2 separate regions of the Homo sapiens genome follow, and region 1 is linked to region 2. A link is an interaction called in ENCODE POLR2A ChIA-PET data of the cell type or tissue named here. Cell type or tissue: Caco-2. All regions are shown on one strand. Links, peaks and the distances in the headings refer to the core of each region. The heading gives the core; the rest is flanking DNA. Region 1 overlaps PRDM10 (PR/SET domain 10). Region 2 overlaps ST14 (ST14 transmembrane serine protease matriptase).

Evidence for each region. Peaks named below come from ENCODE experiments on the same cell type or tissue, not always from the same donor. Only the 100,000 strongest peaks of a DNase experiment are listed, where the experiment ranks them.
Region 1: POLR2A ChIA-PET joins it to region 2 with 11 read pairs; 6 of 35 experiments call an interaction of 5 or more read pairs at or near these places.

Annotation. Positions count from the first base shown.
Region 1 is chr11:129,990,317-129,995,696 of GRCh38, reverse strand. The region is part of intron 1 of PRDM10 (PR/SET domain 10); the gene reads left to right. Among named protein-coding and RNA genes, the nearest start is that of PRDM10-DT, 9.6 kb to the left of the region's middle. RefSeq lists a silencer at 1,086-1,245. In Caco-2, for the core only: no CTCF peak of the experiment used is centred there; a DNase peak (open chromatin) is centred at 3,146.
Region 2 is chr11:130,179,056-130,184,435 of GRCh38, reverse strand. All of the region lies in intron 1 of ST14 (ST14 transmembrane serine protease matriptase), which reads right to left. Among named protein-coding and RNA genes, the nearest start is that of ST14, 22 kb to the right of the region's middle. RefSeq lists an enhancer at 3,599-3,658. In Caco-2, for the core only: no CTCF peak of the experiment used is centred there; a DNase peak (open chromatin) is centred at 2,785; H3K4me3 peaks cover 1,178 bases.

The DNA of each region.
Region 1 (5,380 bases), core at 225-5,224, 190 kb after region 2:
TGGAGTTACAGGCGTGCGCTACGGCCCCTGCCCCTCTCCCCCGCCTTTTTTTTTCAAGATTCTTATTTTTGTGTGCAAATTCTACCATTTTCTTAGAATTGCTTGAAGATTTTGAGGCCAATTTATTGGGGGTTATTTTCAGTCTTTCCACAAACCATGATTACAGGCAGTCTTAATAGAATGTCCTTCTAATAGGGACTAGCTATCATTCCTTTAACTAATTATTGCTCTTTGTTTGACTTTTTAACTGTCCTCTCTGAGACACTTGTTTACGTTTAGTCTTCAACACAGAATATTGACAGAACCGTGTCCAATTTTGCAAAGGAGAGAAAGTAGGTAGAGGTCAGGGAATTATGCAAGTATGGGAGAGGGGTCAGAGCGCATGGGAGAAAAGGGTCTGTATCCTCAGCCCCAGGCAGGGGATGTATATTAATAAGGTTTCAGTCTCTTCCATCATGTATTCATCTTCTCCTTCATTCTTTTTCTCTTGAAGTTGATGAATTGAAAATTATTCCGGACTGTGTAAGTACTTTATCACTGGATAAATATAAGGACCCATGAATGGTAATATTTGGACACCACTTTATGTGACATGCAAGTTCTCTCAAGTACTTTAGTACTGTGGAAGTGTGAGATGTTACATTACTACAAAACAGTAATTCTGGAATTAAAATGAAATTATGTCATAGTAATTGGACTTTGATGAACTTTGTTTCATTTATACATTTTAAGAAAGTTTATGTTGGCCAGGCGCAGTGGCTCACGCCTGTAATCCCAGCACTTTGGGAGGCCGAGGCAGGCGGATCACGAGGTCAGGAGATCAAGACAATCCTGGCTAACGCGGTGAAGCCCTGTCTCTACTAAAAATACAAAAAAAATTAGCCGGGCATGGTGGTGGGCACCTGTGGTCCCAGCTACTCGGGAGGATGAGGCAGGAGAATGGCATGAACCCAGGAGGCGGAGATTGCAGTGAGCTGAGATTGTGCCACTGTACTCCAGCCTGGGCGTCAGAGCGAGGCTCTGTCTCAAAAAAAAGAGAAAGAAAAAAAGAAATTTTATGTTAACTTTTTAATATTTTTTAATTTTTTTAGAGACAGTGTCTCACTGTGTTGCCAAGGCTGGTCTCTAACTCCTGGGTTCAAGCCATCCTCCTGTCTCAGCCAACCGAGTAGCTGGGGTTACAGGTGCAAACCACCACCACCAGTTTCGTTTCTTTTTTTTTTTTTTTTTTGAGGCAGAGTTGCGCTGTGTCACCTAGGCTGGAGTGCAGTGGTGCGATCTCGGCTCACTGCAACCTCTGCCTTCTGGGTTCAAGCAATTCTCCCTGCCCCAGCCTCCTGAGTAGCTGGGATTACAGGCACCCACCACCACGCCTGGCTAATTTTTGTACTTTTTTTTTAGTAGAGATGGGGTTTTGCCATGTTGGCCAGGCTGGTCTCGAACTCCTGACCACCCGCCTCGGCCTCCCAAAGTGCTGGGATTACAGGTGTGAGCCACTGCACCCAGCCCCAGTTTATTTTCATACTTATATATACTTATCCCAAGCTCTAGGTATCTCACCAAAAACTTATACATCATTTACAAAATATATTTTTTTCAGATTCATGGTTTTAAATGGTTATAAACTATAACAGATATAGAAAATTCTAAAACTTTATTGAGTGGCTTTAAATAAAACCTAAATAAATGAAGAGCACAGTGGCTCAAGGAGTGGAAGATTCAATATTGTAAATGTGTCAATTTTCTGGAAACTGATTTATAGATCTAATGTAATCCCACATTTAAAAAAATTAGACAAGCTGATTCTAAAACATTTGCCAAGGCCCAAGAAAAGGCAAAACACTTTGAAAAAGAAAAGTTAGGAAAACCTCTGCTAGAGATCAAGAAGAGTTATAATAATTAAGATAGTGTTGGGCCAGGCGCGGTGGCTCACGCCTGTAATCCCAGCACTTTGGGAGGCCGAGGCGGGTGGATCACGAGGTCAGGAGATCAAGACCATCCTGGCTAACATGGTGAAACCCCGTCTCTACTAAAAATACAAAAAGTTAGCCAGGTGTGGTGGCGGGTGCCTGTAGTTCCAGCTACTCGGGAGGCTGAGGCAGGAGAATGGTGTGAACCCAGGAGGCAGAGCTTGCAGTGATCCGAGATCGCACCACTGCACTCCAGCCTGGGCGACACAACGAGATTCCATCTCAAAAAAAAAGATAGTGTAATATTGGCACTGGGTAGGCTAATAATGATGGACCAATAGAACACCATATGGAGTCCAGAAACAGTATTATGCATAGCCAGACACTTGATTTATGACCTGGAGGCATGGCAGAAAGGCAGGCAAAACAATAACACTTTTAGAATTAATATAGGAAGATACTCATGACCTTAGTATAGAGAAACATTTCTTAAACAAGATGCTACAGGCACTAATAGAATAATGGGCAAAAGTCTTGAACAGCCACTTCAGAAAAGGAGAAATCCAAATGTCTAATAAACATGAAAAGGTGTTCAACCATGTTAATGAAGGAAATGCACATTTCAGCCACAGTGCCAGAACACTGTATACCTAAATTAAAGTTGGATGTTGAACAGTAGGGACTTTCATAGATGGCTGGTACAGATATAAATTCATATGACTACCTTGGAAAACAGTATTATCAAGAAAGTCCAAAACATGCATACTTTAATGACCAGCAGTTCCAATATTAGAGAAATGCATGTGCCTGAGAGAACTAGAAAAAGTATTTGGAGTAATTTATTTTCATAATACTGATTCAATTACTATTTCAGGACTGCTGTGTTGTGTTCTGAACACACAGGTAGCTTTGTTTCTAGAACAATGGTGAATAAATGTTATTTATATTTTCCTTCTGTGCTGAATGTTTATATAGTCCATCCAATGTCTTCTTCAGTTCCTAAAAGAATGCTGGAAACAGAATAGGCATTTAATAAGTATTCTTGTGTTTTAAAAAATTATTTGAATTTTTACAATGGGAGCCCTTCATCACAGCTTTGTAGTTACCTCAACTCTGGCTGTTGAGTAATTTGCTCAGTTAAATCTGTTTGTGGGTGTAGTGAATTACAACCTCCTCTGGTTCCCTCGAGATCAAGTCTAACCTGGTGATTGCGTCATCTGGTGGGAGAGCACGGCTACAACAGCAGGTGGAAACCATGCTCGGGTCCTGGCCACTTTGCCTAGGATGAAAGCTGTTGTGGCAAACAGGGGAAAGAGCTTCAAGCTTTGTAGTAAAAGGAATCTGGGCTTAAATTCCTCTTATCAGCACTGTGACCTTGGAGAATTAATCATTCTTGGTTGTGGTGAGGGTTAATTGAGATCAGGTATTTAAAGGACATCTGACAGTGCCTGGCACGGGATAGGTGCTCCATAAATGCCTGTAGCTATAATTATTACTGTTCCACTAGCTGTTTACTTAAGTAACATTGAATTTCCACAGAATGCATTTCGAATCAGGTGGACTATGATTATACTGATTTTTAAAATAAAGAGCTGCATCTGTTAAAGGATTCTATTTTTGTGGTCTTTAATTCCTTCAGGGAATTTGCAAATGAAGCTAACATGTTGTAGGTACACCTGAGTGAAATGGTCTGGTTAAGCGTTTACAAAGAATAGTTATGGCTAAGATTTCTAAACAGGAATGCTTCTATTTTGTGTCTCCTGCGGAAGAAAATGCTAATCACATAGTTTTTATTTTTGTATTTTTATTTTTTCTGTCACCAGGCTGGAGTGCAGTGGCGTGATCTTGGCTCGCCGCAACCTCTGCCTCCTGGGTTCAAGCGATTCTCTGATACTCCTGTCTCAGCTCCCCGAGTAGCTGGGATTACAGGCACCCGCCACCAGGCCGGTTACTTTTTTTTTTTTTTTTTGAGATGGAGTCTCGCTCTGTCACTAGGCTGGAGTGCAGTGGCGCGATATCGGATCACTGCAACCTCCTCCTCCCAGGTTCAAGCTATTCTCCTGCCTCAGCCTCCCGAGTAGCTGGGATTGCAGGCGCGTGCCACTACGCCCAGCTAATTTTTGTATTTTTAGCAGAGATGGGGTTTCACCATGTTGGCCAGGATGGTCTCGAACTCCTGACCTCAGGTGATCCACCCCTCTCGGCCTCCCAAAGTGCTAGGACTACAGGTGCCCGCCACCATGTCCAGCTAATTTTTGTATTTTTAGTAGAGACAGGGTTTCACCATGTTGGCCAGGCTGGTCTGGAACTCCTGACCTCAGGTGATCTGCCCACCTGGGCCTCCCAAAGTGCGGGGATTACAGGTGTGAGCCACTGCGCCCAGCTGCTAATCACATAGTTTTAAAATTTTGTCAATTTGAAGTTGAACTTTACATATTTTCTGGTGAAATACATCAGTTAAGAGAGAACCCAAGCCTGCAGTTAAGAGTGATCTATTCCCAAAACAATTGTTTAATAATGAAAATGTATTAAAATATCTTTTAATTGAGAATAAGTCTTTTCTGGATGAGACACCTTCATGATCTAAAACAGCCTATGGTCCTCACAATTTAAATAATTATTAACATTTGCATTATACTCTATACTATTGAGCCACATTGTAACAGACATTATCCCACTTTATGTTAGCAGTGAGCCTGTGATTTGCTTGCCTTCACATTCTTTTTCCACTTCAAGAAATGCCTCAGCTAATGGAAGGTACCTTTGAATCCTAGACCAGTGAACATAGTCCTACGGTGGTGGTTTTATTAAGATGGAGGAGGTTGAAATTTGGTAGCTTGTAGGTCTTCATTATATGCCAGTGAGACGGAGTTTTTATGAAGGCAATAAAATGTCAGTATGTTGTCTATCTGAGCTCACTGTCTTTAATAAAATACTTATTTTTCTACCATCTGTGTTTCATATTTAAAGGTATGAGAAACTGAAAATGAAAAAAAAGTGAGGAAAAAGTGAGGACCCGGGCATAGTGGCTCATGCCTATAAATCCCAGCACTTTGGGGGGCCGAAGTGGGAGGATCACTTTGAGGCCGGGAGTTAGAGACCAGCCTAGGCAACATAGCTAGACCTCCGTCTCTACAAAATAATGATAATAAAAACAGGTGAGGACCACATTAACGTGTTTATAGGGAGTGTGAATTGGATATAAAGGGAATTACTTCAAACCAGTATGGTATCAATTTGCTTTTTTTTTTTTTTTTTTTTTTTGGAGACAAAGTCTCACTTTGTCACCCAGGCTGGAGTGCAGTGGCACCATCTCTGCTCACTGCGACTTCTACCTCCCAGGTTCAAGTGATTCTTAGGCCTCACCCTCCTGAATAGCTGGGATTACAGGCATGCGCCACCACGCCCGGCTTATTTTTGGAATTTTTTTTTGTTTTTTTTGTGGTGGAGTCTCGCTCTGTCACCCAGGC
Region 2 (5,380 bases), core at 184-5,183:
GATGACATTTCAGAAGATCACGGATAAGAATGGATCCTCTACGCCTCTAGCTGTCATCTTTTCTCTCCCGTATTTTGCGTTTCTTCAGCGTTTGGTTCTACTTTGGGAATTTCTTTGACTTGCTCTTGCAAACCTTCCATTAAATTTAAAAAGCAGCTTCATTGAGGTATTATTGCATAAAATAAAGTGTATATATTTAAGTGTACAATTTTGGGCATCCATATGCACCCATGAAACCATCCACAGCTAAGATGATGCCCGTGTCCGTCTCCTTCAAAATCTCCTCCTGGCCCCTCCCACATGTTCCTCCCTGAATCCATTTCCTGTCCCCAAGAAACCACTCATCTGCTTCAGGCTGCTTTTCCCAGAGCTTTATGTAAATGGAATTCTGCAGTATGCACTCTTCCATCTGGCTTCTTTCACTCCGCACGATTCCTCTGAGACTCACGCAGGTTCCTGTGTGCCCAGCAGTGCATACCTTTTGGTTGTTGCTGCATTTATCCCATCGTTTGGACACACAACATGTGTTTACCTGTTCACCTATTGATGGACATTTGGGGTGTCTCCAATTTCAGGCCATTACAAACAGAGCTGCTAGAAACACTCCCGTAGCTGTCTTTGTACTGGCATATCAGCAATGAAAAACTGGAAACTAAAACTAAAAGACACCATTTACAATAGCTTCAAAAATATGAAATACTTAGAGGTAAATCTGACAAAAAATGCACAAAACCTGTACACTGAAAGATGTAAAATACTGCTGGGAGAAATTCTAAAAGACCTAAATTAGTTGAGCAATATACGCTGTTCATGGATTAGATGATTCAATATTAAGGTGTCTATTCTCAAAATTAGCTATAGATGCAATGCAATCTTTTTTTTTTTTTTTTTTTAAGATACAGGGTCTTGCTATGTTGCCCAGGCTGGTCTTGAATTCTTGGCTCAAGCAATCCTCCTGCATCAGCCTCCTGAGTAGCTGGGACTACAGGGTGCACCACTGCACCCAGCTGCAACTAGACATTTTTATGTTATCTTTGGAACTTCGCCTTTCAGGCTGGGTTTTCTTTAGACATCTGGTGGCCTCTGGTAGTCTAATCATATTTAAGAATGAGAAAACACAGATTTCGGCTACACTCTGAACAGACCATGTATGTGTATATATGTATAAGAAATGTAGGCCGGGTGTGGTGGCTCACGCCTGTAATCCCAGCACTTTGGGAGGCCGAGGCAGGCAGATCACCTGAGGTCAGGAGGTCAAGACCAGCCTGGCCAATGTGGTGAAACCCCATCTCTACTAAAAATACAAAAAAAATTAGCCAGGCGTGGTCGTGGACGCCTGTAATCCCAGCTACTCGGGGGGCTGAGGCAGGAGAGTCGCTTGAACCCAGGAGGCAGAGGTTGCGGTGAGCCAAAATCGTGCCATTACACTCCAGCCTGGGCAACAAGAGCGAAACTCCATTTCAAAAAAAAAAAAAGTAACAAAAGTGGCTGGGCGCGGTGGCTCATGCCTGTAATCCCAGCATTTTTGGAGGCCAAGGTGGGTGGATCACCTAGGTCAGGAGTTCGAGACCAGCCTGGCCAACATGGGGAAACTCCATCTCTACAAAAAACATAAAAAATTAGCCAGGTGTGGTGGCGGACACCTGTTATCCCAGCTATTCGGGAGGCTGAAGTACAAGAGTTGCTTGAACCTGGGAGGCGGAGATTGCAGTGAGCCGAGATCACACCACTGCACTCCAGCCTGGGCAACAGAGTGAGACTCGGTCTCAAAAAAAAAAAAAAAGATATTTAACAAAAGGGCCAGGCATGGTGGCTCACACTTGCACTGTGAAAGGCCAAGGTGGACAGATCACTTGAGCCCAGGAGTTCGAGACCAGCATGGCCAACACGGCTAAACCCAATTCAAAGGGCTCAGTGAATGATAAGAAAGACAGAAATACAAAAAACTAGCCAGACATGGCAGCATGCACCTGTAGTCCTGGCTACTCGGGAGGTTGAGGCAGGAGGATGATCTGAACCCAGGGAGGCTGAGGCTGCAGTGAGCCATAGTCATGCCACTGCCCTCCTGCCTGGGCGAGACAGAGACAGCAAAACCTCATCTCAAAAAAAAAAAGGAAAGAAAGAAACAAAGAAAAAAAGAAATGTAATGAAATAATAATTTATCATGTTTAGATGTATATCCAATTCACAGGGTAATTTCACAACCATTTTCTTACTGGATCTTCATGACAGTCCTGTGACTCATTCAAGACTGGCTGGTGCTATCACCCGTGTTATATAAAGAAGGCAGGGAAGAATGCTGATTTTGCAAGGTCACCCAGTACTTGGTGGCAGATCCAGAATCTGGTCCTGGTTTACTGCCTCCCAGTGTGGTTAGGTTCCAGAATTCTGGGAGCAAGGATTCAGGGAAACAGAAGACAGAGACTCCCATGAGAAGGGGTAAGGTGGCTGAGGGCATTGACTCAGGGGTCACCCCAGACTCTGCCACGGAGCGAGGCTGTCAGCAGTGGCGCTAGCTCAATGGTGGGTCCTCTGTCCTCCCTGCAGTGTGAGTTCTGTGGCTCCACCCAGCCTAAAAGTGCTGTCTAATCAGTAACTGGGCTGCTTCCTTTTATAACCTTAGCTCTTGGCTCCATTTTCAGGTGTAACAGAGATACTGTTGCATAATCCCATCGTTTTATTGATAAGAACACTGAGGATGAAAGAGAGGGAGTGGCCTGTCCAAGGTCACAAAGTTAATAAAGTCAGTGAAGCAGCAAAGCTCTTTTAACTCCTGGGTGGGGGAGGTGGGAGGGGGAGGTCTCAGGGAACTCCCATCCACTTAGACACTTAGACAACTGTAGGCATAACACCTCTCTACTGGGCCACAGCCGACAGGAGAGATCCTATGCCTGCGCCTGCTTTCACTTCTCCTGTCTCTCTTTCTTAAAAGTAAACATCTTTGCAGGTGCACACATAAAACGGTGCTATGAAGCCAGGTGTGTCTGCTTACCATAAACACAGATAGAGGCCATGTAAATATCACAGCCTCTTCCTGCTGGCCCACTGTAGTTAGATCCTGGCCAAAGGACCCAGAAACACAGCTCGGCTCCAGGCCACTCAGACAAGGGAACGAGGAATGACTTCCAGGCGGGAGGTTGGGGATAAAGGGCTCAGGACAAGCAGGGTACAGACCCTAAAGGGCCAGGATCTAACAGGGACCACCACTATCTCACCCAGCAGGGGCGAGATCAGACCACCATCCCACCCAGCAGGGACGAGATCAGATCACCACCATCCCACCCAGCAGGGACCACCGCCATCCCACCCAGCAGGGACAAAATCAGACCACCGCCATCCCATCCAGCAGGGACAAGATCAGACCACCACCATCTCACCCAAGAGGGACCACTGCCATCCCACCCAGCAGGGATGAGATCGGACCATTGCCATCTCACCCAACTTTCTGCAGGGAGCGAAGGGTCAGATCCAGAAACCCGGGAAGGGGAAGTGGAGAGGTCCTAGAGCACGCCCTATTTCATCTTATCTCATTGTCTGAGGCACACTAGAGCAACTGATGCATATCCTCCCCAAGGCCGGGCTCTCCAAAACGAAAAGAAAAAAAACACTGATTTCTAGAGGGCCAAAAAAGAGACCTATTTTATTTGATAATATAGGAAAGATTCTTGCAGCCAGCCTACTCCCATTAAGTCAGAGAAACTCACCAGGGCTGAAAGCTAAATGCTGAGCCAACAAAACTCTGTGTGAGTCAACCAGAGAATCCTCCCTCTGAGAGGAACGCTCTCCTGGTTCCTCAAACACACACTAAGACCTGCCACTGAGTGCAAACTCTCCAGGGCCCACGACCCCACTGGCTCTGGGGACCAACAAGTCCAAAGCCAGAATTTGCCATGGGCTGCTCAGAGCATGGTTATCCTTAGAGAAAAGCAATGGGGAAGGGCCCCTACACTTACCAACAACAAAAATACTACCAACTGCACACAAAGCCACACAAGATTCCAACCAAAGCAGACAGGGAAAAATGAAGCTTCGGGCCAGACCCTTTCTAAAGATCGTTCCTCATGTGGCTAAGGTTGGGTGTGATCTGCTGGGAAGGAAGCGGCTGAACCTGGAAACCTCAAGAGGCCCCTTGGAATCCTGGGGAGGGACCGTGAAGGGCAGTCACATGACAATGGGTAGCCTGCTTCTGAGGCTGAAGATCAAGGTCAAGGGGCAGGGGCGATGCCACCAGCTAGGGACACAGCTGTGCTGCCCAGACCTGAGACAAGGACAGGGTGGCTGGATTTGTGTGCTGCTGCCAAGTGCCACTGATTTGTGGCCAAGGCTCTTGACTGACACGCTCGGTGACTCCAAGGTGGGACGGATTTCAATCCCATGATGTCATCACCCCCACCAGGGTCATGAGAACCATAAACTATCCCTGTAATTGTTCAAGCGAGAAAGGAAAGTAGAGCCCGAGCACCTGCAAGGGTTTCCCCGGGGAAGAAAGCATTCTGTGGCAGGTCGAAGATGCCTTCCTTTGCAAGGGAAAGACCGAGCCAGCACAACCTCGTGGCCGCTCCCTGCCGGACTGGCTAAAGGTTGTGCTGGATCCTGGCCAGATTTCCCGGAAACCCAGCACGGCTCAAGCCCACCTGAGATGACAGCAGGGAATGACTGCCAAGAACAAACTCTGTGTTTGTCCCCTGGGCAATGCTGAGCTGAGAATGATACCAGAGGCATGTTGCAGGAAGGCCTCTTCATCAGGCTGCTGTTCATAAAAGGGACCTGTCTCCGGCTAGGAGGGACCCCACATAGACAGGCCCTCCCCAGTTAAATCAGCAGCCCCGGGGAAGCTCCAGCAGCTGTGCACAGAGCAGGCGGTCAGCAGGCTCCTGAGGGCGGGACTTCACCCCACCTGCCACCATGGCAGTCCAGGGCCCAGCACGGGGCCTCATAAAAGAGGACACTTGAGTGCTTATCTGGGGATGACCGATGGGCAAATGAGAAAGGAAAAGAAAGGCCACACTGGAATCCTCCCACCCACTCCCCAACCAGGGGTAATCGATCTCTCTAGAAGCCAATTTTCACGAAACCTGCAAAAGCCTATGGTTCCCATTGATCGCAACCCCCAGCATTTCCTGGACTTGTCTGGTCATGAAAAAGAACAATAACAATCAACTGAAACAAATGCAGTGTTTGTTCCACATCCAGATTCCCAAGCCCCTCTCCCTGGAGGTGCTGATGTCATGCATCAGGAGCAGGGCCTCGGATGTGGAAGTTTTTATTCAAGTGCTCCAGGTCATTCTTGGGAACCTGAAAGTTGGAGAAACTCCACCCACCATTTCCAGGAGGCTCACCCCTTCCTGTCACCAGGAGGAGAAGCTGGCTTAGAGTCTCA